Linked DNA regions of Homo sapiens: region 1 is linked to region 2. A link is an interaction called in ENCODE POLR2A ChIA-PET data of the cell type or tissue named here. Cell type or tissue: MCF 10A. All regions are shown on one strand. Each heading gives the region's core, and the rest is flanking DNA. Links, peaks and the distances in the headings are about the cores only. Region 1 overlaps RIN2 (Ras and Rab interactor 2). Region 2 overlaps NAA20 (N-alpha-acetyltransferase 20, NatB catalytic subunit).

Region 1 (16,753 bases), core at 7,734-11,733, 160 kb before region 2:
TTTTGAATGTTTTAGGTTTGAATATTCTCTGTAGTGAAGGCTCCATTTAAGCCTTTTGTTCTTTTGAAAATGTGTTTTGTCTTCCTTATATATTCTAGCCAGAAGTTATTTGTCTTACATGTGCATTTCAAATATCTTCTCCTGCTCTATGTCTTATTCATTCACTTTTTAATGATGTGTTTTGTTGAACAAAAGCATTTAACTTTAATGAGGTCCAACTCATCCCTTTTTATGGTCTGTCTTTTTTTAAAAAAAAATATTAAGATGGCTTGAGTTTTTTATGTCCTGTTTAAGACATTTTTGCCTACTCCTTGTTTTTCTGTCTTACAACCCCTGTTTCTTTTGCCAGTTTAATTGCCTGCCCTTTTCTTGAGTGGGGAGAATAGGAATCAGGTCAGGCTACATCTGAGTGAGGAAGGAAGGGTGACAGAGTTAAATTAGGAAAGCGAGGCCAACAAATTAGGGGAATAGATTGAAGCAGGAAGAGGCCCAACACTGTCTGATTTTTGGTCTAAGGGACCTGAAAGCCTTTGAGTCTGGGTAACCTGATAACTGACTTCAGTGCTGTCCAGCCCAAATATCTGCATTGCGTCTCTTAGAGTGTTTGGAGAAGCTTGTCAAATTTTATGAAATCAACCTCTTCCGTGCTCACAGCCCTGATCTATTGCCTAGAAACATGAAAAAGTTAATGAAGTTCGTGTTTTAAGGACATCGTGCTAATGTCTAGAGACCATCATTTTCCTTCTAAGTGCTCAAAAACCATCTTGATAATCCCTTCTTGACCATATCCAGGAAATGAAACCTCCATTTGGAATAATATTTACTTATTCCTAATCCTCTGACTCCTTCCCCATTCTCCATAAGTTTTCCTTACTTACTAAAGATGTCAATAATTCCATGATCTCATCTGTCTTCCTACAATCAAGGGTAAATGTTTGGGTCTGCTTTTCATAAAGAGACCCTGGCAGGGCCTGAACTGAGCTGACCATGTAGTGGAGACCAGAACAAAGCAGGAGTTGGCAGGGGGCTCGGGACATGCAGGGAGAAGGCGGGACTGCTGCAAACACGGTGGAGGACAGAATACATTTCTTAAAGTAGCTTCAGATTAGGTAGCAGCAACTGAGTTGAGATCCCTGGGCTCAGAAGATGGACTCTGGAGTCCATAGGGCTTTCTTGGGAAGATAAACAGCTCTACAGGGAGAAAATACTTCCATGCCAGGCCCTTCCAGGGGGTCATACTTAGAATGTTGGGACTACATTGATGAATCAGAGTCTCCTTAGAGGCACTAATTGGCAGGAACAAGATGGGGAGGAGCCATCCAACTTCCAGGGATGAGCTGGATGAGGGCAGGCAGGATGTGGCTGCAGAGACGCCCCTGGGCGTCCACCCTCAGGCACAGGGAAAGGGAGTATGGTGTAATAGAAAGAGAGGACTGCTGGGATTCACACATTCCTGGTTCTAATCCTGACTCTACCACTTATTAATTGTGTAACATTAGGCAAGAATAGTGCTTCCATCCGAAGATTGACTAGAGGGTCAAATAGGATACTGTGCATAAAATGCCAATTTCCCCATTTTCCTCCCATTTCTTTGGCTCTTCCTTCTGGTTGCTCTACCCAACAGACAGCTTTCAATTCTTATCTTTCTTGCCCACTTTGAAGCACTGGCACCATTAAATAGTCACAAGGTCTTGAAATATAACTTTCCCTTGACTTCCATGAAGATCCCATCTATTCCATGACAGTAGCTACCATGTGCATGCTGACAACTCCCACGTGACTATCTCCGCACATAACTCCTTCCTAAGAGCCAGATCCATTGATATACCTGCTTCCTGAACTTTCCACATGGATGTCCTACTGACAGCTCAAACTCAACAATTCCAAATTCAGCTCATTATCTTTTCCATAAATCTTTCCCTTCCTCACCTGCGTTCTCTATATGGAGAATCCAGTCATCAAGCCCAAAACTTGGGAGTCATGGATTCAAGTGCAAGTGGTTTATTTGGGAGATGATCCCCAGAAGCATCACTGGGGGATCTTGGAAGTGAAACAAGGAAGGGAAGGAAGCCAGTATAGAGTGTTTTATCAAGCCTGGCACCCCTGTGGACAACTGGAACTGAATCCCACTGAAAAACTTGGAGATGCTGTAGAGAGCACAAGCTTCAGAGTCACTCATCCCAAGGTGCAAAGGAGCTGGGTGTTTATTTGCCAACTCCTGCCAGGCATTGGCTTATCTCTGTCACTGGCTGCCCCTTGCACTTCTGGCCTTCCATAGGTGTGATAGCATTAGGTCCCACCACCAGAGAAAACCCTCAGATGAAGTGGCACAGATGCTGATGGTTGGAAGTCAGAAATGGAACTCCTGACTGGTGCCAAGAGACATCCTGTATCGGGTCTGCCCCTTTACATGGGTGATTCTTGTTTGTTTGTTTTTTTGTTTTGTTTTTTGTTTTTTTTCTGAGACGGAGTCTCACTCTGTTGCTCAGGCTGGAGTGCAGTGGCTCGATGATCTCGGCTCACTGCAACCTCCACCTCCTCAAGCAACTCCCCTGCTTCAGCCTCCCAAGTAGCTGGGATTACAGGCACACACCACCACACCCAGCTAATTTTTTTTGTATTTTTAGTAGAGACGGGGTTTCACCATGTTGGCCATACTCGTCTCGAACTCCTGACCTCAGGCAATCCACCCACCTTGGCCTCCCAAAGTACTGGGATTACAGGCATGAGCCACTGCACCTGGCCGGTTAATTCTAAGCTAATTTTCAGATTGCCTAGTTGTCTTCTCCTCTTGGGACCCTTGTGTTTCTCTCACACTCACTCCCCATGGAGTCTGGATGGTGTGCCCCTCTCTCTCTGTTTTAGCACTGATAAGCTTGTCTTTTAATGGTTTCTTATTTAATTATGTCCCTCACTGGACTATGAGCATATTCAGAACAGAAACCAAACTCTGATTCACCTTTACATCCCCATAGTTGAGTTAATGAATGACTAAGTGAACGAAGAAAAAAGCCATAAAAGAGGTGGCACAGCACATAACCAACTGCAAGTTTTTGCAGATAACCCAGGAAAGTAGCAAATTAAAGCCAGGGCAAAGAACACCCTTCTTTCACTATTACAAATCCTATGATAACATTCGGTCAGGTCTAAACCCACAGCCAGTCTTTCCTTGTTAAGTTTAGGGTTAACAGTTCCCCTTATGACTTTATGAGGTAGAAAATATTCAGCAGAGTCAATCAAGAATGTGTCAAATGTCCTGCTTTGATCAGTCTCCGGGCAGATGTCACACTATTCCTTCTACCCTTCTTGATCCTGTCCACCTCCTAAACTCCTATTCTTCCTTTAAAGCCTGTCTCAAAAGTCCCACCTCCTTATAGGTTTCCATGACCCTCCAACCTCTAGAGAAAATTGATTTCTGCCCAGCTGCACTCTACTGTCATTGTCAGCCTTTGCTATGATATGTTCCACCACAGCCCTTCCCCTTGACAAAGATTCTTGGCTTGACGAAACTTTAGTCAGGCTCCTGAACCTCCTCCTAGGTGCTTCTGAGCACTTCCTTATAAAATCTAGTTTTAACAAAGAACCCTGCTAAGTAGGTTGAGCAAGAACGCCCTGCCCTCGATATCTGATCACCCTCCATATCTGATCACCCTCCATATCTGATCACCCTCCTTATCTGATCACCCTCCATATCTGATGATCACCCTCCATATCTGGTGATCACCCTCCATATCTGATGATCACCCTCCATATCTAATGATCACCCTCCATATCTGATCACTCTCCATATCTGATGATGACCCTCCGTATCTGATCAACCTCCATATCTGATGATCATCCTCCATATCTGATGCTCACCCTCCATATCCGATGATCACCCTCCATATCTGATGATCACCCTCCATATCTGATGATCACCCTCCATATCTAATGATGACCATCCATATCTGATCATTCTCCATATTCAATGATCACCCTCCATATCTGATCAACCTCCATACCTGATGATCACCCTCCATATGTGATCACCCTCCATATCTGATGATCACCATCCATATCTGATCATCTTCCATATTTGATGCTCACCCTCCATATCTGATGATCACCCTCCATATCTGATGATCACCCTCCATATCTGATGATCACCCTCCATATCTGATCACCCTCCATACCTGATCAGATTTCTTCACTGCCACTATCCCCCAAGTGGAGTCCGGCCATCCTGGCCTGTCTTCAGCAACCTGCTAGGTTGGTTTAGCCAGAGTCTCCTGACCCTGATGTTTCCTCTTGGTAATATGCATATGATACATAAACAGTTATACAATAGATATCCATGGTATTAAAATTTAATGGAGGCCCCATCCACTGTCCCTCCACTCTTCTCCTTGGCTATAAATTCCCACTTGTCCATACTGCATTCAGAGTTGAACTTGGCCGGGCGTGTTGGCTCACACCAGTAATCCCACCACTTTGGGAGGCCGAGGCGGGTGGATTGCCTGAGCTCGAGAGTTCGAGACCAGCCTGGCCAACATGGTGAAACCCTATCTCTACTAAAAATACAAAAAATTAGTCGGGCGTGGTGGCAGGCACCTGTAGTCCCAGCTACTTGGGAGGCTGAGGCAGGAGAATCGCTTAAACTCGGGAGGCAGAGGTTGCGGTGAGCCAATATCGTGCCACTGCACTCCAGCCTGGGTGACAGAGTGAGACTCCGTCTCAAAACAAACAAACAAACAAACAAACAAACAAGCAAAAACAGAGTTGAACTCAATCTCTCTCCTCAACCACCCATTGCCACGGACTGAATAAAGTCTGTCTTACCAGGCATTAACAAGTATCATTGAATAATTTTTTCTTTAATGCTCTTTGTAGACTATGAGTTCTTCAAAGTTAGAACCAGGGCTGGTCTTAGTCATCTTGGTGTTCCCAGTGCTTGGGAGCACAGTCCCTAGAACTGAATCCTTGCCAAATGCACGTTTTCTGAGTTGAATCCCCTTTCACTGCAAGATCTTGTCTTTGGATTGGTTTGTAACATGACTTAATGTAGCAACATCTGCCCTCCAGCGTGGAGCCAGCAGACTTGTACCATGTTCCTCCCTCTTGGCATCATCTACTTTTCTCTCTTCTTTCACCCTCTGCTCTGTGCCTACCCTTGTCCTCTCAACTTATGTGTTTACCTAAGGTGAGCGTTTTCTCATATACATCTTATTGCTTTGTCAAATCAATCTGAATAGGAAAAATCAAGAGGAACAGCATGTGTGTGCAAGAAGAAAGGCAGTATACATGTGCAGCCTGTCATTTATGCATGTGGCCTCTGGAGTCAGCACTTGTCACTTCCACTTACTCCCTGTTGACTTTAGGAACATTATTTAACACGTTTTGTCTCATTTCTATAACATTTGCAGTGATTAAGGGCTCACCTGTCATAGATGTTGTGCGTTACATGAAACCATGTATGTGCCTCACCCTTCTGCCCTGGGCCTTATCATTGCAGCTCACACCAACTTGACTGCTGGCTGCTTGCATTTGCATCTGTCTGTCTAGAGAGTACTGGGGAGTTAATGTCCCCACAAGCAGCCTTCAACCAATGACTGATGGAAGTCAGCTGTATCAGTACCCCAGCTCCCTCACCCCCTTCAGAAGGGATAACTCTGAAGCTTGTGTTTGACACTGCTTACCAGCATTACTCTGTGAGATTAAACTCCATTTGTCCACAGCTGTCAATGGCTTGAAAATCATCCTCCTCTTTCCTGCCTCACTTTCCCATTCACCTATCAGTATTTCTCAGGACCACTTTCCCAGAAATTACCAGCCCTAGAATCCTTGCCTTGGGGTTTGCTTCTGGGAGAAGGCAAACTTTGACAGTATGTAAAGTGCTTAGCTCATTCCTTGCATCTAGGAAGTCCCAGAATGGTTGTTTCTGCTGTTATAAAACTGCGGTTCATCGGTAGAAAGCAAAGATGACCATAGATGGGAGAGGTCATTCCCATCCTGTGTTCATCTTCACACTGCTCTGGGAAACCCCATATGGGCATTGCCAGGCTGTGAGAGCACAGTGAATAATGGTCAGTTTACAACACGCATTCTCAACAGGGGCTAGATTGCCCCCAAGAAGGCAAGAATTGGTTCTCGGGGGTGGGTGGTAAAAAAAAAACTTTTTTTTTAATGTATAAGACACAGATATGCATATGATACATAAACAGTTATACGATGGATATCCATGGTATTAAGATTTAATGGAGGGATCAATTAGAAAAAAGGGTCTGAAAAGGCTGGGAAACAATAGTTTGCAAGAGGCGGGAGAAGTTACTATTGACAGTACCCTGGTTTTTGACCATCCTGGGTGGCACTGTTTAGTTTGCAGGGTCATGTCCTCTTCTGGAGTGAGGAGTTAACAGCTGAACTTTCATAAAGTTGTTTGGTTAAGTTTGCCCCACAGGGCACAAGCTTTTTGGCAAAACATTCAACTGTTTGTGGTTAGGATTTTCCTGGTTCTTATTAACACCAGACCTGGTTACATTTAGAAGATCATGACGCTTGGCTCTATAAACAAAATTACCAGGTCGTGAAACACAGCATCCTTTGAATCCTTCCTTCCTGACTTCACCAAAGTCCCTCCTCCAAAGCAGACAGCATGGAATTTGACAAGAAGAAAAAAGGACCAAATTATTTGGTTCCAATACACTTCTCCTTTGTCAAAATATGATCATTTAAAAGTTTAAAAATAGAGCCCTCCTATTGACATATAAGGAGCGTGGGGTTAAAGACTTATTAGGAAGGCATCAGCAGGTGGGTAAAGCTAGTTCAAAGCAGGATGGGTACAAGAGATTGGTGTATATGTAATCAGTCTAAAGAAATCCTGCTGAAATAGGCTACATATACTCGCTGCCTGTGATACAAAACTGGTTACCATCCTCAAAGGGCCGTCAAACCATCATCTTTGGAGTTGTTCTCTACCAGACAAATTTTATTTGTAAATTATATTTGGATGATTCTATTTGGGCATTTTGGACCATTTTTTTAAGATCACCTAAATTCACCTTAACACTTTCTATAGCATTCAAGCTAGGATATGAAATCTTAACAAGTTTTATTTCTTCATTTTCTCTTTTAAGTATCTGAAAGACTACCTGAAAAACCTGAATTAGCTTATCCCTTTTACATCAAAGATGCTGGGGAGCAAGGTGCAGACAATGGTTTGCTGTAAATGTTTACGACTCCCCCAGATTTAGTACTTGCCAATTTCCATGGTGTAAATAAATACTCCAACCATAATCATCTTCAAATTACTAACAGAATGTCCTTAGGCAGAGTTAAGGAGAGATGCTCACCGTCACCATTGTGAGATGGCATATTTTGGTCCCAGCATGTCATCAGGTGTGTGCTATGACATATTTTCTATACAGTATAGTCACAACATTCAGGTTCCTTTCTGAGGAGGTACACTCAGGCCACTGGGTAAATGCCTCTGAAGAGCCAGAAAGATCAGCTCAGCTAAATAAAACTGCCCAATAAAACTGTATTCCCTGGAACCTTAATACATACCCTGAGGGGTCCTTCAGGGATTACACAATTTTAAATTCAAATTTCATTTTAAAAGTTATACTTTCTTTCTTTTTTTTTTTTTTTGGCAACAGTGTCTTGCTCTGTTAACCCAGGCTAAAGTGCAGTGCTGCAATCATGGCTCACTGCAGCCTCAAACTCCTGGGTTCAAGTGATCTTCCCTCCTCAGCCTCTCAAAAAGCTAAAACTATAGGCACACACCACCAGGCCCAGCTAATTTTTATTTTTTATTTTTTGTACAGATGGAGGGTCTCACTTTGTTCCCCAGCCTGGTCTCAAACTCCTGACCTTAAGCAATCCTGCTTTGGCCTCCCAAAGTGCTGGGATTACAAGCATGAGCCACCATGCCTGACCAAAAGTTATACTTTACAAAAATATAATAAAAATATACACATACATACATATGTAGCAAATGTATAAAGGTGCATTTGCATACATATAATAGAAGTGGTCCCCAACCTTTTTGGCACCAGGGACCAGTTTCACGGAAGACAATTTTTCCATAGACCGGGGTTGTGTGAGGGATGGTTTTGGGATGATTCAAGCACATTACATTTATTGTGTACTTTATTTCTATTATTATTACATTGTAATATATAATTAAATAATTATACAAGTCACCTTAATGTAGAATCAGTGGGTGCCCTGAGCTTGGTTTCCTGCAACTAGATGGTCCCATCTGGGGGTGATGGGAGACAGATCATCAGGCATTAGATTCTCATAAGGAGCACAGAGTGTAGATCCCTTGCATGTGCAGTTCACAATAGGGTTTGTGCTACTATGAGAATCTAATGCCACTGCTGATCTGACAGGAGGCAGAGCTCAGGTGATAATATGAGCAATGGGGAGTGGCTGTAAATACAGATGAAGCTTCACTGCCTCACTCACTGCTCACCTCCTGCTGTGCAGTCTTGGGGGGTGGGGGACCCCTGATATATAGGACTGATGAACTCCAAGTTCAGAATTCTTGTAACCTCTGAAAAGAAAAAGGATATATGATAGACAGGACTCCACAGGGCTGGGGAGTGCAGAGAGACATGTTACATCTTTAAACCTTTTTGTATATCTTTAACATTGCATACAAAATTCACAAAACACATAGCCATATATGCTTTTTATATCAAATTTCAAGCTTTTAAAAAACATTAACGTGAAATTGTGTTTCTAGATTAATTTTGGATATTTTATTTTATTTTATTTATTTTGAGACAGAGTCTTCCTGTGTCACCCAGGCGGGAGTGCAGTGGCATGATCTCAGCTCACTGCAAGTTCCACCTCCCAGGTTCAAATGATTCTCATGCCTCAGCCTCCTGAGTAGCTGGGATTACAGGCAGGCACCACCACACCAGCATAATTATTGTATTTTTAGTAGAGATGGGGTTTCACTATGTTGACCAGGCTGATCTCGATCTCCTGACCTCAAGCGATTCTCCCGCCTTGGCCTCCCAAAGTGCTGGGATTACAGGAGTGAGCCACCATACCTGGCCAGATTAATTTATTTTTCAACACACATGTTAGTGTTTTGCTGTGCGAAAACGTTAAACCATCACTAAGAATCTTGTTTATTTTTATTTTTTTTTTTGTTTAATGGAATGCATTTTTACATTTTTAAATAATTTCAAATTTACACAAAGTTTGCAAGTATAGTACAGAGACTCATAAGATGTCAGTTATCCAGATTAACACATTTTAACATTTTACCATATTTGTTTTATTTCTCTTTTTTACCTCTCACTCCACACACAACACGTGCACACATGCTCATGTGCACACACACACACTTTTTTCTAAACCATTGGACAGTAAGTTGCATGAGTCACGCCTCTTTACCACTCAATACTTTAGTGTTTACTTCTTAAGAACAAGGACATATTTTTACATCATCACAATCCAGTTACCAAATTCAGGAAATTTAACATTGATGCAATACTTTAATCTGTTGCCCATATTTCAGTTTTTCCAATTATCCCAATAATGTCATTTACAGCATTTTTTTTCAGTTAAGCATCCAACTGAGGATCATTTATTGAATTGAGTTGTCACTTCTGTTTAGAGACTCCTTCACTCTGAAATGTATCCTTAGCTTTTGTTGCCTTTTAAGACCTTTACGTTTTTAGAGCATGCAGGCCAATCATTTTTGTAGAGTGACCCTCAGTTTAGGTTTGTCTGATGCTCCTCACAGTAGATTCATGTTTTGCACCCGTGGCAGGAATGCCCCAGAGTGATGCGGTGGCCTCCTCAGTCCCAGATATCAGGAGGCACATGTGGCAGGTTTGTTTTATTCCTGGTGACACCAGCTCCAATAGTTTAGTTAAGATGGTGGTGTCCACCAAGTTTCTCTGCAGTGGGAGAATTTTAAGAGTTGTGGTTTGTCTAAAACTGAGAGATGAATCAAACTGGGAGGGTATTTAGACTTTGCTGGATGATGGCCCCAAAGCTGCTCTGAAAATGCTGTGCAGCTGGGTGAGCCGGCCTGCTCTCTGAACTGCAAGGCGTTTTCGTGGGACAAGAAAGGGCAGCATCAGCAGCCTGTTCTGTGGCTGGGGCTGCAAAAGCCATCAGTGTCGTCATGTCTGGCGTGGGGCATGCTGGTGCACAAAGAGCCGAACCAAGCTCCACAGCAGGAACTGACACCAAGCCAGGCCCCAAGGAGGCCTGTGAGTGTGGCCAGTTCCCTGCTTTGGTGACGTGATATTTATGCACCACGGCTCTTCTGAGGTTTCTCCAACTTTCCCATATAAAATGAAGATGGCCTTTCTTCTGAGCCAGGGCTGCCCAAGTGGCAGGCCACAAACCACGCATCGCCTGACCCAGGCTGGGGCAGCAGCGTCTCGGAGAAAAACAGGAAATTGGGACATACGCGCTTTCCACCGCCTGGCTACGTTATGAGTTTCTTAGTGGTTCCATGTGGCTTGAGTAACAGGGTAATTTTCCTTAATGCAGTAAAATACCCAAAGGAATGAAGATGTATTTTATTGGACAACGTTTTATTTTAGTAAATTATTTAGTGTCCAGCACTGTTTGAAGTACTCTTACAGATTCGCTCCTGAATTCATACCACACACTTTCACTGGGCCAGGAAACACGTGAAATGAGCAGGGCAGGTCTTAGGGTTTCATCCGGGTTTTATGATATGCTGGGCAGACCGTGAACATTCGACAACAGGCCGTGCTCCATCCTGTAGGGGCACACAGCCTATGTGAGATAAACAGACAGCTATAATCATGATGTTGTGGAGGCTGTCAGAGGGACCTTGGGGACCCAGAAAGGGGAAGGGCTGATAATGGGAATAGGTAATGAAGGGAAGCTAGCACAGAGATGATCTCTGACCTAAGTCTTGAGGGATAAAAAGGTGTTCACTAGCTGGGCATGCTGGCTCACACCTGTAATCCCAGCACTTTGAGAGGCCAAGGGGGGTGGATCACCTAAGGTCAGGAGTTCAAGACCAACCTGGCCAACATCGTGAAACCTTGTCTCTACTAAAAATACAAAAAGTTAGCTGGGTGTGGTGGCATGTGCCTCTAATTCCAGCTACTCGGGAGGCAGAGACAGGAGAATTGCTTGAACCGGGAGGTGGAGGTTGCAGTTGAGCCGAGATCACGCCACTGCACTCCAGCCTGGGTGACAGAGCAAGACTCCGTCTCAAAAAAAAAAAAAAAAAAAAAAAGTGTTCACCAGGTGGTGAGGCATTTTAAACAGAGACTGAGTGATGTATACAGAAACACGCAGGGTGGATGAGTCTGCGCTGGAGAGAGGGATTAGAAATGCAAATAAAGGTTTGAATGAAATTGATGAAGACCATATACGCTGTGGCAGAGTTTGGACTGATGTCAGGGCCACCTTGATTAGATTTTGTGTTTTAGGCAGGATTTCCCAAACTTGAGAGGAAGGGTTTCTGGGGAACAAGACCCTCACTATTCCTTCAGAGGTTACTGACTTTTGTGACATGGTGAGGTGGGGAGACGAAGCCACGTCATCACTGGCCACACTGAAGATGGGTTAGCACTGACCCCAGGGAAGGGCCAAACCAAGAGATAGAAAAAGCTGGGGAAATGGGGCCTGGTTGAATTGTGGAGCTGCTGGATTGGCCCATGCCACTCCATGAAGCCTCCACCCTCACCCTGGACTTTAGGCCATCCCTTAATCACTTTTACTGCTTAGAGATTTTTAAGCTTTTATTTTGTTCTTGGGTTTTTTTTTTTTTGAGAGACAGGGTCTCGCTCTGGGGCCCAAGCTGGAGTGCAGTGGTGCAATCACAGCTACTGCAGCCTCGAACTCCTAGACTCAAGTGATGCTCCCACCTCAGCCTCCCAAGTAGCTGGGAATACAGGTGTGCACCACCATGCCTGGCTAATTTTATTTATTTATTTATTTATTTATTTATTTATTTATTTATTGTAGAGAAGGGGGTTCGCTATGTTGCCCAGATGACAGTGCTGGACCCAAGCAATTCTCCCGCCTGGGCGTCCCAAAGCATTGGGATTACAGGCGTGAGCCACCTCACGGGGCCAAGTTATTTTGAAATAATGTCAAACTTCCAGAACCGTGGCAAGAATAGTTCTGAGGACTCCTCTGTACTATTTGCACAGGTTCACTGACCTGTGCCATTTTGCCCCATTTCCTGTATCAGCCTCTGAACCAGGTTAGAGTAGATTGTAGCCATCAGGCCCCTTCACCACTTACTGCACCAGTATATACTTCTGAAGAACATGGAGGTTCTCCTACATTCCCACAGTTCGATGACCCAAGAATGGAGCCTAATCATCATATGATACTTTGATCTAAACCCGAGATGCCAATTGTTATCATTTTTCCCAATAATGTCCTGTATAGCATGTTTCTTTCTCTAGTCCAGGAACTAGTCCAGATCATGTCTTTTGCAGGAAGGTGTCAGGCCTCTTTAATCTTTTTTAAGAGTGATTCCTCAGGCTAGGTGTAGTGGCTCAAGCCTGTAATCCCAACACTTTGGGAGGCCAAGGTGGGTGGATCATATAAGGCCAGGAGTTCAAAACCAGCCTGGCCAACATGGTGAAACCCCATCTCTACTAAAAATACAAAAATTAGCCAGGCACGATGGTGCACGTCTGTAATCCTAGCTACCCAGGAGGTTGAGGCACGAGAATCACTTGAACCCAGGAGGCAGAGGTTGCAGTGAGCCAAGATCGCACCACTGCACTCCAGCCTGGGCTATAGCATTAGACTCTTTCAAAAAAAAGAAAGAAAGAAAGAAAAAATGGTTCCTCAGCCTTTCTTTGTTTTTCACGACATTGATATTGATGTAGAATCTAGGCCAGTTCTATGATGGGATGTCCCTCAGTTGGAGTGGGTATGATGTTTCTTCTTGATGAGATTCCACATACACACTCTCTGTTGTAATATCCTCTAACTGATGCTGTGTTCTTCTAGGGCATCACGTCTGGAGGAACACAGCATCTGGCTGCCTTCGTTTGGGATGCTGACTTGGATCACCTGGACAAGGTGTTGCCTAATTTCTCCACTGTGTAGTTACTATCGGTCCCCTTGCAACTAACAAATACTGTTTAAGGAGATGTTATTATTTATCTTCAAGCCAATTTGAATGGGGTTTTCTGTTACTTCCAACATAAAAATTCCTAGCTGATTCAAGGGCTCATTTGTATTGCAGGATTGATTGCTGATTACCATGGAGAAGCAGGCAAGGGATTATGAAGAGAAAGACAGGAGGGATATCTTAAAAGCTTTCATTGTGGTCTGATGGGAGCAGATCTGGACCAAGGCACATGGGGATCCTAAGAGGACTAATTCATTTGGTGACACTTCTTTTTCTTTGAATTTATTTTGCAAGAGCTGAACAACAACAAAAATGATACTCTCGCCAGGTAGGTGGCTCACATCTGTAATCTTACTTTGGGAGGCCAAGACGGGGCTTCACTTTGAAGCCAGGAGTTTGAGACCACCCTGAGCAACAAATTGACACCCAGCTGAAGCTTCATCTCATGAGGTATCTTTGGGAGACAGTATATATCGTGCACCTCAGAGATGTCCTACTAAAATGAGGGAGCAGGGTTGAGGTGAGAAAAATCACTGTTGCTAGTAAATAGCAGTGCATCATGCACTATGTGGTTTCAGAATTTCCTCTTCCTCAGACTGCCAACTTAGGTCACACATTCTAGCTGTTCTAGGTTGGCTTGTTCTAGGTTTGGCTGGGAGTTAGGGCATGCATTGCCACGTGTCAAAATACTCAACAAAGATAGATCAGTGCTAGTGAGGATTGTTTCCTATCTCCACTTCTGTGGGGTCTCTACTCTGAAGGAGGTAGAACCAATGTACGCATCGCGGCTTCTCTAAGGAATCATAGGCAGGAACTCTGCCTAACAGGGACTATATTTCCAGTTAAAAATGCTGAAATGGATCCCCAGTTTATTTCAATGATGTTTATGAGGAGGACGCTAAGATTTAGGAATTGTGGACTCTTAAGTTATTTCACTGGTTCAATAATGGAGTTAGATCATTATGGGGGCAGTGCTCAGGGAAAAGCCCATGAACAGGGTGGGTGATATGGTTAGGCTTCGTGTCCCCACTCAAATCTCATCTTGAATTGTAATCCCCAGGTGTTGAAGGAGGGAGCTGGTGGGAGGTTATTGGATCATGGGGGCAGTTTCCCCCATGCCTAGTGATAGTAACTGAGTGCTCACGAGATCTGATGGTTTTATAAGAGTTCAGAAGTTCCTCCTTTTTCACTCGTCTCTCTCCTGCTGCCTTGTGAAGAAGGTGCTTGCTTCCCCTTCCACTATGATTGTAAGTTGCCTGAAACCTCCTCAGCCATGAGGAACTGTAAGTCAATTAAACCTCTTTCCTTTATAAATGACCCAGTTTCAGGAAGTTCTGTATAATAGTGTGAGAATGGACTAATACCATGGGCTTGAGCTAGTCTTTGAAGAATAGGCAGAATTTGGATATACGAAGTAGGGAAGGTGTGGGGGCACTGGTCCAAATGCAAAGGTGGGAGTGGGGATAAAATATGGATAAGATGCATGTGCGATTGTACCTCGCTCACTTCCTCCTACCATACACTCCTATGCACGTCTTACTGCAACTTTCTGCCTGGCCGTCTGAGGGTGCCATCAAGTTAATACGCCCAGGAGCAATTCTCCAACAGTGACCTACACAACCCAGCTTCCTTGACCTCAAGTGGGACACCCCTGAAGCACACTCACCCCACATCATCTGCACTCCCCTGCAGCATCATGCTCTGGTGGCCCCCAGCTATACATGTTCAGTCTTAAAGGATAAATATTCTAAAGGTAAAATCATGACATTAATAGAAAACTTTTTAAAAACTACATCAGAGTGAAATACTGGACATTGGAAACTACAAAATGTGGGACGCTGGGTAGGGAGTGAGGGTTGAAAAATTACCCATTGATTATGATGCTCACTATTCAGGTGATGGATATAGCAGAAGCCCAAACTTCACCACTACACAAAATATGCATGTAAGGTACCTGCACTTGTACTCTCTACATATATTTAATAAATAAATTAATTAAATGTTTTAAAAACTGCTTAAAATTTTTTAAACTCATTAGTGAATGAGGGAAATGGTAAAATGTCACAACTGATTTAAACATAGACTCAAATAGCACTTACATACAAATATATAACACACTTTTTCTTTTTTTAATGTTTTATTTTATTATTTTTATTTTTATTTTATTTTATTTTTGAGACAGAGTCTTGCTCTATCACCCAGGCTGGAGTGCAGTGGTGCAATCTCGGCTCACTGCAGCCTTGATCTCCTGGGCTCAGGTAATCCTCATGCCTCAGCCTCCCAAGTAGCTGGGACTACAGGCATGTGCCACCACTCTTGGCTAATTTTTTAAAGTTTTTTGTAGAGTTGGGGTCTCACTATGTTGCCAAGGCTGCTCTTGAACTCCGGGGTCAAGGGATCCTCCTGCTTCAGCCTGCCAATGTGCTGGAATTACAGGTGTGCACCACCATGTCCAACCATGTAACACACTTTTTCTGGAAAGGACCAGATAACATTTTAGGGTTTGCAGGCCACGTAGTCTCTGTTGCAACTACTCAGTTCTACCACTGTAGCCTGAAACAGCTATAGACTATATGTTAATAAAGGAGTGGTTGCTGGTGTTTCAATGAAACTTTATTCTCAAAAGCACATGGTAGGTGCATTTGGCCTAGAGACCTTCTTTGCAGACCCCTGATACAGGCAATTAAGAACCCTGAAATTGCTTTACAAGTGGATGCAAAACTGGTCAATATCCACAGGGCACTAATCAAGTGCATCTCCATAGAACCGAATTTGCATCTCTGTGGGCAACATTCATCTGCATTATTATGAGTTTTCTACAATTTACAGAATTGAAAATACAGTTGATCCTCATTATTTGTGAATTCTGTATTTGCAAATTTGCCTTCTTGCTAAAATTTATTTGTGACTCCCAAATCAATAATCATGGTGCTTTTGTGGTCATTCGTGCACATACACAGAGGAGCAAAAATTTAAATCACCTGGCACATTCCCAGCTGAGGATGAATGAAGCTCTACCTTCTTGTTTCAGCTCTCATACTGTAAACAAGTGTCCTTTTTGATGTCTATTTAGTGCTGCCTTTTTCACATTTTGGTGTGTGTGTGTGTGTGTGTGTGTTTGTGTGTGTTGGTTATTTCACTGCTTTAAGAGGCCCCTAAAGTAAATGCCAAACAACTGTTTAAGGGCAAGAAGGCTGTGATGGAGAAAATGTGAATGTTAGATAAACTCTGTTCAGGCTTGAGTTATAGTGCTGTTGACTATGACTTCAGTGTCAATGACTCAACATTACATATTAAATAAGGTGGTTTTAACTAGAAACACACATAAAGCAAGGTTATGCATTGATCTGTTAATGAAAATGCTGTGACCAGGGGCTAGCAGGAACCTAAACTGGTATTTCCCCTAGGAACAATGGTTCAGTGTTGGCTAATTCACGGTTGGTGATGACTTTACAGAACTTAATACCATGAAGTACAACAATTGATTGTGGCTCAAAGAAAGACAGTGAAAGGTGGAGCTAACCCAGAAGGGTGCTCAAGACAGCACACCCCGTCATTATCTCATAATGCTTCCTGGTGTCAGTAATGCACCTTTCTTTGGCTGCCTTCTCTTCCCTGACTCCCTCACAGTACCTGTCTCCTTCCCTACAGTGTTTCCTGTGA
Region 2 (9,616 bases), core at 4-4,003:
TTTGGGGGTCAGCACAAGTGTAGAAAAAAAGGCTAAGAGTTTGTAAGATGGCGCCTTAGGGCATCAAGTGTTCAAGTAAAGGAGACCGTGTGGCTCAGTGAGGTGAGAGGAGAACCCCATGGTCTCAGAAGCTGAGTGAAGACAGCATTTCAGGCTGTCCCAGGAGTGGGAAGCTGTTCAAGAGGAGCTGATGGCTCAGTGCACATCATATTTGTACATTTCTTCCAGGAAAGAGAAATTGAAGATGCAGATGCAGGAGGGAAAGAGAATTGCAGGAGGAGGGTCCCGAGTACTGAGGGGGTCTCTCGCCCGCACTCCGTGCCTATTGACAGGAGAGCAAGTAGCATATGGGTGCAGATGCCTGTGTGCGTGGGTTCGGTGGGCGGGGGGGGGGGGGGACTTTGGCAAAGACTTCTTCCTGTTTTCTCTTCTTAGTGATGAAATAGGAAGCCCCTGAGATGGCGGGGCTGGAGGTGAGGGTGCGGGTGGGCAGACAAGAGGAGATAAAGCAGTTCAGTCGTCGAAAGGTGTGGTGGAGTGACTCCCTGCACTGTATTAGAGCAGTGATTCTCAAGGAGTGGGCCAGGGTTTGGGGTCCCCAAGATTGTTTCAGGTGTTGTGTGAGGTTAGAGCTATCTTCATGATGTATTAAGAAGGTTTTTCATCTTTTCCACTGTCATTCCCTCACAAGTAGACAGTGGAGCTTCCCAAGGTGTGATCTTTCAGCAGCAAGCATAACAAATGCTTGAGAATCCCGTTGTCTTTTAAGCAGGACGTTGCAGAATTGTTAAAACAATGCCATTGTTGTCACTGGATTTTGTTTTGTTTTGTTTTCGGAAGTATAGTGATTTTTTTGGTAAAGGTATTTGTGTTAACGTGTAATTGATTTATTATTTTTGAGTGAATATTTAAAATTTTTAAATCTCAGTAGATATTACGCGTATAAACAAAAGTTCTTTGGAGTCTTCAGTAACTTTTTAGCGTAAAGGAGTTCTGAAACCAAACAGTTTAAGAACTGCTGGACTACAGAAATATGATATGACTAGCATTGTTATGGGTCTCAAAGGAGAATTTGACTAGAAATCAGAAGAGAACAGTTGAAAAGTAGCTGGTTTTGAACCTGACAAAATAGTGGCTCCATTAATTGACTAGGGAAGTGAGGGGATGGAGATGGGTTTTCAGAATGCAGATTTGGGAATGGTGTGCTGGGATGTGCTGGTGAGCTGCCCACAGCATCGGAGCCAGGTTGGGAGGCATCCACTAAGAACACGTGATTGAACACATAGGAATGGGGATGGTGGGGACAGGGAGGTGGGAGTGTAGAATAGGAGTGGGGAGCAAAAACCGAGTGGTGGGAGTGACCACATTTAGAGGGTGGAATAAAGGAGCAATTGTCAGGGAAGACCCAGACACAGGCGGGGAGGATCCATGGGGTTGGATGCTGCAGCGGGCGAGTTTGACCTTCTGTCTCTGCGAGATACATCCCTAGTTGGTCTCCAGTTCCATTAGCAATTTATTGCCACTTAGAAAACACAAGATGTAGATTTATTAACTTGAATTTTAAAGAAGCAAGTAGCAGTTAAGTGAAAAAATATGTAAACACCTTAATAGTGGCTGTGACAGCTTATTATGGCTATTAGGTAGATTAAATCATCTGCCTCAGCCCTAAAGTTGGCCTTAAAGTTGTTGATGAAACATGTTTTGTTTTCCTTGTGGCATATTACTGTTAGCTTTAGCAGGCTTATTTCAACTGGTTATTGTAAACGCTGCTTACTAGAGACATTTCTCTTGTTTCTTTCAGTAACTTGGATCCACTTACAGAAACTGTATCCTTTTTTACAAAAAAAAAAAAGTTGAATGAAGATTTACTGAGAATAAAGAAAACAGAAATGAAAGGAAAACAGAGGAGTACTGAAAAGTTTAAAAACTTGTAGGTCAGGAAACATCATAAGCAACACTGAAAGCAATTTTAAAAAGTGAAACTGAGAACAAGAGTTGTCTTAGATCTGCTGACAAACTGTTAATATCATGACTTGGTAGAAATCTGTAACATCATAGCTCCCCTGCCAACCTTGCCCCTCAGGAGTCAGCATGGCTGTATTCACCAGAAAGCACAGTGACTTCAGCAAGGTGGCTGCATAGTCTCCAGTGTGAACAAAGTCTGGAGATAAGCAGTCCCAGGCAGGTGATGCTTCCATGAAGACACCAACAGCCAGGCTCTTTGCAGTTTAAGCACTCTACCCCTCCCAGGGTGGCCGTAACCTTGTTCCAGATGTTGCCACAGCAAACAGCATCACAGCCATGTTTCCGGCAGCAGAAACAGCAGAGGGGGAGGTGAGGGTGTTCTTCCCTTTTAAGAGTACCTTTGGGCCTGTACTCCCAGCACTTTGGGGGGCCAAGGCAGGCAGATCACGAGGTCAGGCGTTCAAGACCAGCCTGGCCAACATGGTGAAACCCCGTCCGTCTCTAGTAAAAATACAAGAACTAGCCAGCCGTGGTGGCTCACTCCGTAATCCCAGCTACTTAGGAGGCTGAGGCAGGAGAATCGCTTGAACCAGGACCCGGGAGGCAGAGGTTGCAGTGAGCCGAGGTTGCAGTGAGCCGAGATCGCGCCACTGCACTCCAGCCTGGGCTACATGTAGAGCGAGACTCCGTCTCAAAAAAAAAAAAAAAAGGAGAGTACCTTTGGGAAATGCCACACAGGCCCGCTCTGTCTCATTGACCAGCACCTGTTTCATGCTTCACCTGTCTACTGAATCCTATCTAGAGTCCAGAAATGTGCCCTGCTTTATAAATTGGGACTTGTTACTAAAGTGAAGGCTTTGAGGTAACAATGAACAGTGTCTATTATTGTCCTAATGGAAAAATGGGGCAAAGATGTGAAGATAGGATACTGTGGTTATGCTGCTGTAACAGATAACCCCACATCTCTAGTGGCTTACAACACAAAGTTCGGATTCTGTGTTATGCTCTGTATCTACTGTAGGTGGGTAGGAGGGTTCTGCTAACCGGTAATTTATCAAAAGAGGGCATATAGGAGCTTAATGAACGTGTTAAGAGTTCAGTCTCATCAGTCAAAAGACATGTAAACTAAAACCAAAATGAGATGCCATATTTTATGTATCAGCCAAGATTTTAAAAAATGATAAACCTCAGTGCTGATGATGGTGAGGTGAGAGGAACATTCTCATAAATTGCTAGTGACAATATAAATTGCTATTATCTTTCCAGAAGGCACTTTGGAAATAGTAATTCCATTTCCTGAAAGCTGAAAATAAGAAGAAATAGAGGCAGTTTGTCAGTGGTTGACAAAATAAGGCCCATAGGCCAAATCTGGCCCACTGCCTGTTTTTGTAAATAAAATGTTATTGGGACACCACGCTGATTAATTTATATTTTTTTCTGTGGCTTTTGCAGTTTGAGTAGTTCAGCAGGGACTGTATGGCCCACAAAGCCTAGGATGTTAACTATTTGGCCTTTTACAGAAAAAGTTTGCTAACCCCTGAGTTATACCATTACAAACATTATTTATTGCAGGAGAGTTACTAAGCATTTGGAATAAGATTCACACACAACAATCAGGAGATGGTTAAGTAAATTAAGCTGTACTGAAGAAGGATTTCAAACATTTTTTTGAGAAACAGGAAATGACCCAGGTGTCCATTGTCAGGATACAGGCTATTTAAGGTGTCTCTTCACATAAAGAAATACTATACAGCAGTAAAAATTAACTTACAGGTGCAGGCAGCAACAGGACTACATATCAGAAACAAAACTGAATGGGAAAAGCAAAAAATCTCTGCAGGTTCATCTGGATTTTTTAAATTACGACTAATGATATCACCACTTTTAAGATTTTTGAAGAATTTTGAATGACAAAAGTTTCACTATATAGGAAGGAAGGATTTTAGGATGCAAATCCGTTTATATGGTGTGCTTCCAGTGACATTTAAAATTTGCAGTGAAAGTCCCATAATCCAGGTGAGCCTATATTTGAAAGTAACCTGTTAGGTCCTAGAGGTCGATGGGAGGGAGGGGTGTCTGGGACTCCTCTGTTAGCCACAGAAGAGATGGTTGTGGTATATGTCAGTGGCTGGCTGGCAGGAAGACTGGCTGTCCTGCCATGTTAAGGGTTGTATTTGAGGGGTATTCAAAATAATGATGGTCCTTCAGAGGAGATTTTGAAGAATTTCGCACGGAACAGGTTTTCCAGGAACTTAAAAAATATATTTATGTGTGATTGATGGTGTCCTCTGATAAATTGCATCAGAAAGTTTATACTAACAAGAAATATATTTTCATCCATTAAAGTACAGAGTAAAAAGAAGAAGAGAAATGTAGGAATGATTACATGTCAGTAAGGATATCCCAAGGTTGAAGAGTGAAGTCATGAGCAAATTATTCAGGCATTTACTGTTAACATAGTTGATTCCTTAAGTCAGCTTTTATCTGCATTACTAGAAATGCAGGATTTGAATCAGTGGAGAGGAAAAACTGGGTAATTAAGTTGGCTCTGGAAGGACTTAGGTTGTAAAGTTATTTTCACAGTCTCATAGCTGAAGTCAAAGTAGGAACTACCCATTAATTTTTCAGTGCAATTATGTAAGCATCAGTGTATTAAGCATCTACTGTGTACCAGGCACCAGGGACAGAGGGAACATGATATTCATAGACTAAGAGGAGGCAGACCGCAAACAAACAATATCAGGTGATAAATGGAGAGACTTAGATATGGTATGGTCAGTAGGGAAGTAGACTGTAGAACTTTGGGGTCCTGATTCTCTGCTTTCTATTAGACAGTGCTATCACCATTCCACACTTGAGGCTATATGTCCAGGCAATTTTGTTAAAAATCAGTGATAACCTAAATATTTCATGTAATGGTATGTATGATTATAGGACTCATACAGAGCTGGGGATAAAGTAACAGTATACTTTTTAAAGGAAACTTTTTTTACAATATCCCTTAATGAAGAACTTTTTACTGTCCATTACTTTTCACACTCCTTAACAGGACTCTAGTATGGGATTCCTTTCTACCTACAATACCTCGCCCACTGGCCAGAGTATTTCATTGTTGCAGAGGCACCTGGTGGAGAATTAATGGGTTATAGTAAGTATAATACCACTAGTATTTTGTGGAGTAGGTAAAGATTTTAATATAGATTTCAACTGATTGCTTTAGACTGCAGAATTGGAATATAATGATGCTTGTAATTTTATTTCCTCTTCAACAATTCAAGAACTTACTGATCTCTGTTTTGGGCACTGTGCTAGGCCCAGGCGATAACGGCAGTGAACCAGACAGACATGGTCTTAGTCTTCTTAAATCTTTCATTCTAAAAAAAAAAAAAATCTTTCATTCTAAGGCCAGGTACAGTGGCTCACGCCTGTAATCCCAACACTTTGGAAGGCCAAGGCAGGCAGATCCTTTGAGGTCAGGAGTTCAAGATCGGCCTGGCCAAATGGTGAAAGCCTGCCTCTACTAAAAATACAAAAAATTAGCTGGGCGTGGTATCGCGTGCCTATAATCCCAGCTACTCAGGAAGCTGAGGCGGGAGAATCACTTGAACCCCGGAGGCAGAACTTGCAGTGGGCTGAGATCATGCCACTGCACTCCAGCCTGGGTGACACAGTGAGACTCTGTCTCAAAAAAAAAAAAAAAATCTTTCATTCTATACTTTTGTTAAATTTCTACATGGTTTATTTAGTACATAATGCAGGCATCATAGCATCCTCATTGAATTAGCATTACTAACAGAACCTTTAGCTCTGAACTATATGTGTACATCCACATGTACCCACATATACCCACACCCATATGAAATGCAGATATTTGAAAAAATACATACTCTGGTTTTTTTTTTTTCAAAATTAGTTGTGTTTTAAGTATATCGTTCTTTTTTGTTCTAATTCTGATTTTAGAACTATTCTAAATGTAACAGATAGTGTTACATTTACAAGTGAATTTCAAATAAAAGCACTAACTGTTAGCTGGATGACCTCAGGTGGTACTTAAAAACTTCTTTATTAGTTTCCTTTGTAATAAAAACATACTGAACAGTAATTCTATATTTATGTGTAAATCAATGTCTAGTTACTGAATGTGATTTTTGTTGTTGTTGGCAGTTATGGGTAAAGCAGAAGGCTCAGTAGCTAGGGAAGAATGGCACGGGCACGTCACAGCTCTGTCTGTTGCCCCAGAATTTCGACGCCTTGGTTTGGCTGCTAAACTTATGGAGTTACTAGAGGAGATTTCAGAAAGGTGAGATTCAGTTTTTCAAATACACTTAGTGATTTGTGGACCCCTAACCATTTTCTTCCCCTTCAGGCTGAATAACTGTCATGCTTTACAGTTCACAGGAATTTCATCTTCCATCTCCAGTAGTCCTTAGAACAATTCTATCACATAGTCAAAGTGATATTGTTTCTATTTTGCCATTGAGGAAATTAAGGCAAAGTGTTGTAGTGACCCGCTATAGGCCTATAAGCTGAGGAATTGGTGCAATTCAGTTCCAAAGGCTAGCTCTCGAGGTTTCTCTTAGTGTTCCTGCCACAGTGGCACACATTCCTAAAATCTGTTACCATTGCTTTGGCATCTGAATAAATTTTTAGCAGTGCTCCTCGGCCAAAAGAAAATAGTTCAGTCTTAAGCAGTTATATTCTAACTGTTTAATAAGTATTTATAGCCTAACAGCTAATAGCCATTTAGAAAAAAAATAAATTGAAAGAAGAAATATTTTCATTTCATTCTTAAATAACTGTGGCTAGCTACCAATGAGAGGTGTGCACCTGTTGGACATTAAATGACTTGGCAGAACCACTTGCATTCCTGTTTCATATTGATTTTCATCTAGTATTTTTTTTTAATCACAGCAACTGCCAGAAACTCAGCTTCATAGAAATATTATGTCATTAAGAGGAATGTAGCATGATCTTACGTTGAATTTGTGAACTACTTCAAACTAGTTTGCCAATATCTGACATGTAAGGTTTTGCTGTTTTCCCTGAACATTCGAAATATCCTTTGGTGGCTGTATGAGTTTGGGACACCTTAGGGCACCTGAGTGCACAGTTTGCGAACTGCCAGCATGGCATTTTTTTTTTTTTTTTTAAGGGACGTGTTGTATATATCAAACCTCTTCATTACTGGAGATAAAAGAAATACAATAAATAGAAGAGAAGGCCCCTCCTCGTATCTTCATTCTAGAAGAGAGATGTTTGTAGTAGCTTCACCTGTTGTCAAGCTGCCATTTCTTTCTCCACTGTAATTTCCTAAAAGTGTGGTAGGAAAGAGAATAGTTGCTGAGAAGGGTTCTTGAGCTTAATTTCTACTTAATTATTAGATTTAATAAAGGCAAGTTTTAAAGAAGTATCTGTGGCCTGACAAAGACTTCAAGCCAAATTAGAGGCAAAGGAGCTCAAACTCATTCAGAGAAGAAATTGTGTTAGCTGAAAAAGAAGTCGGTGCTAATCTTTAAGATTTTTTAAAGTTCTCTCTAGACCAAACAAAGAAGGGAAGAAAATTTTAGCATGATTATAGTTTACACACATTTATTAATGGCATTATGTTGAAAAAAAGTATTTGGCATTATTGTATAGTGAACAGGGAGTTAGAAAGTGGGTTGTTCAATGAGAACACATGGACACAGGGAGGGGAACATCACACACCAGGGCCTGTCGGGGGTGGGGGTCTAAGGGAGGGATAGAATTAGGATAAATACCTAATGTAGATGACGAGTTGATGGGTGCAGCAAACCACCATGGCACGCGTATACCTATGTAACAAACCTGCACGTTCTGCACATGTATCCCAGAACTTAAAGTATAATAATAATAAAAAAAAGCAGGTCGTAACTAGCTATGACCTTGCACATATAATTTAGGGTATTTGTATGATAGATTCTCCCTCTGAGTAGAAGACCACTAAGCTCTCTTCCCTTCCAGTTTCTAAGCCTTCATTATTTTAGACTAGTTGCTAAGATTTAAGTAATCTTCATTTGTAGGCATATATATACATATACACATACATGATACATATACATATGCTTATATACACTATATACATGTATACATAGTGCATACAATGTATACATTAAAAATAGAAACCAAACAAGTAGAGGAGAAGAAAAATTGAATGATAGAAGTCAACTCCAAAGAAGAGAAAAAGGAAATTAAACCAGCAAAACAAAATGCATGAAATAAAATGGTAGCCCAGAATCCAAATATTGTCAGTAATTACAACAGTAAACGTTAATGGACTTAGGACTTTATTTATTTATTATTAGTTTTGGAGATGGGGTCTTGCTCTGTTGCTCAGGCTGGAGTGCAGTGGCGTGATCTCAGCTCACTGCAACGTCTGCCTCCCAGGCTCAAATGATTTTCCTCTCTCACCCTCTGAGTAGCTGGGATTACAGGCGCCCACCACCATGCACGGCCAGCTATGATGACTCTATTTAAAAGACAAAGGCTGTCTGTATTGTTTACAGGAAATATGTGTAAAATATATTAAAATATTTTTAATACAGAAAGATTGAAAGTAAATTTTTAAATTACCTTGCAAATTCTAACCAAAAGAAAGTTAGAATACTTATTAATAATAGTTATAGTTGAATAATTATTACCAGCATAAAAAAGGGTCACTGCATATTGATAAAATATTTAATCAAGGAAGTAACAAGTCTGGGAGTGGTGGCTCATGACTGTAATCCCAGCACCTTGGGAGGCCGAGACAGGTGGATCACTTGAGGTCAGGAGTTCCAGACCAGTCTGGCCAACATGGTGAAATCCCGTCTCGACTAAAAATACAAAAATTAGCCGGGTGTGGTAGCACGTGACTGTAATCCCAGCTACTCGGGAGGCTGAGGCAGGAGAATTGCTTGAACCTGGGAGGCGAAGATTACAGTGAGCCAAGATCACGCCATTGCACTCCAGCCTGTGCAACAGAGCGAGACTCCATCTCAAAAAAAAAAAAAAAAATAGCGATTTAAAATGGTATATACCAAGTGACATCATTTCAAAGTAAAAATGCACAAATTGACAAAACTACAAGGAGAAATAGACAAATTATTATTATAATGGGAGATTTAGACATGCTTTTTTCTAATTGATAGAACAATGAGATAGAAATTTGTCAAGCCTATAGAACAAGAATCAGCAATTTTCTTCTGGGTCAGATAGTAAATATTCAGGCATTACAGGCCACCTAAAGTCTTGGTTACATAGTTTTTTGTTTTGTTTTGTTTTGTTTTGTTTTTAACAACCATTGCAAAAACCATTCTTAGCTTGAAGGCAGTAGCAAAATAGGTTATAAGCCAACCCCTGCCCTAAAGAATTTCAATCAGTAGCCCAAAATCTTTTCACGAAGAAAGCTGTGGCTTCTCTGGCCAATTTTACTAAACATTTAAGAAATAATGACTGAAAGGTCACTTTTACACAAACTATTTTGCACAAGCCAAAAAAGGGAACATTCCTCAACTTATTTTTTAAGGCCAGGATAACCTTGATAACAATACTTGGCAAAATATGGGAAAGGAAAATTCGAGGAACATCTCACTCAGATGCAAAATCTCGGAAAAATAATTAGCAAAGTGGATTTGGCACTACATAAATAGGA

The links. Peaks named below come from ENCODE experiments on the same cell type or tissue, not always from the same donor. Only the 100,000 strongest peaks of a DNase experiment are listed, where the experiment ranks them.
Region 1: POLR2A ChIA-PET joins it to region 2 with 5 read pairs; 2 of 35 experiments call an interaction of 5 or more read pairs at or near these places.

What each region holds. Positions count from the first base shown.
Region 1 is chr20:19,857,878-19,874,630 of GRCh38, forward strand. The region is part of intron 2 of RIN2 (Ras and Rab interactor 2); the gene reads left to right. Among named protein-coding and RNA genes, the nearest start is that of RIN2, 110 kb to the left of the region's middle. In MCF 10A, for the core only: no CTCF peak of the experiment used is centred there; a DNase peak (open chromatin) is centred at 9,374.
Region 2 is chr20:20,020,655-20,030,270 of GRCh38, forward strand. It overlaps NAA20 (N-alpha-acetyltransferase 20, NatB catalytic subunit), which reads left to right. Exons shown (of 6, transcript NM_016100.5): 2 at 1,802-1,826; 3 at 5,023-5,113; 4 at 6,130-6,265. Among named protein-coding and RNA genes, the nearest start is that of NAA20, 8.1 kb to the left of the region's middle. In MCF 10A, for the core only: no CTCF peak of the experiment used is centred there; no DNase peak of the experiment used is centred there.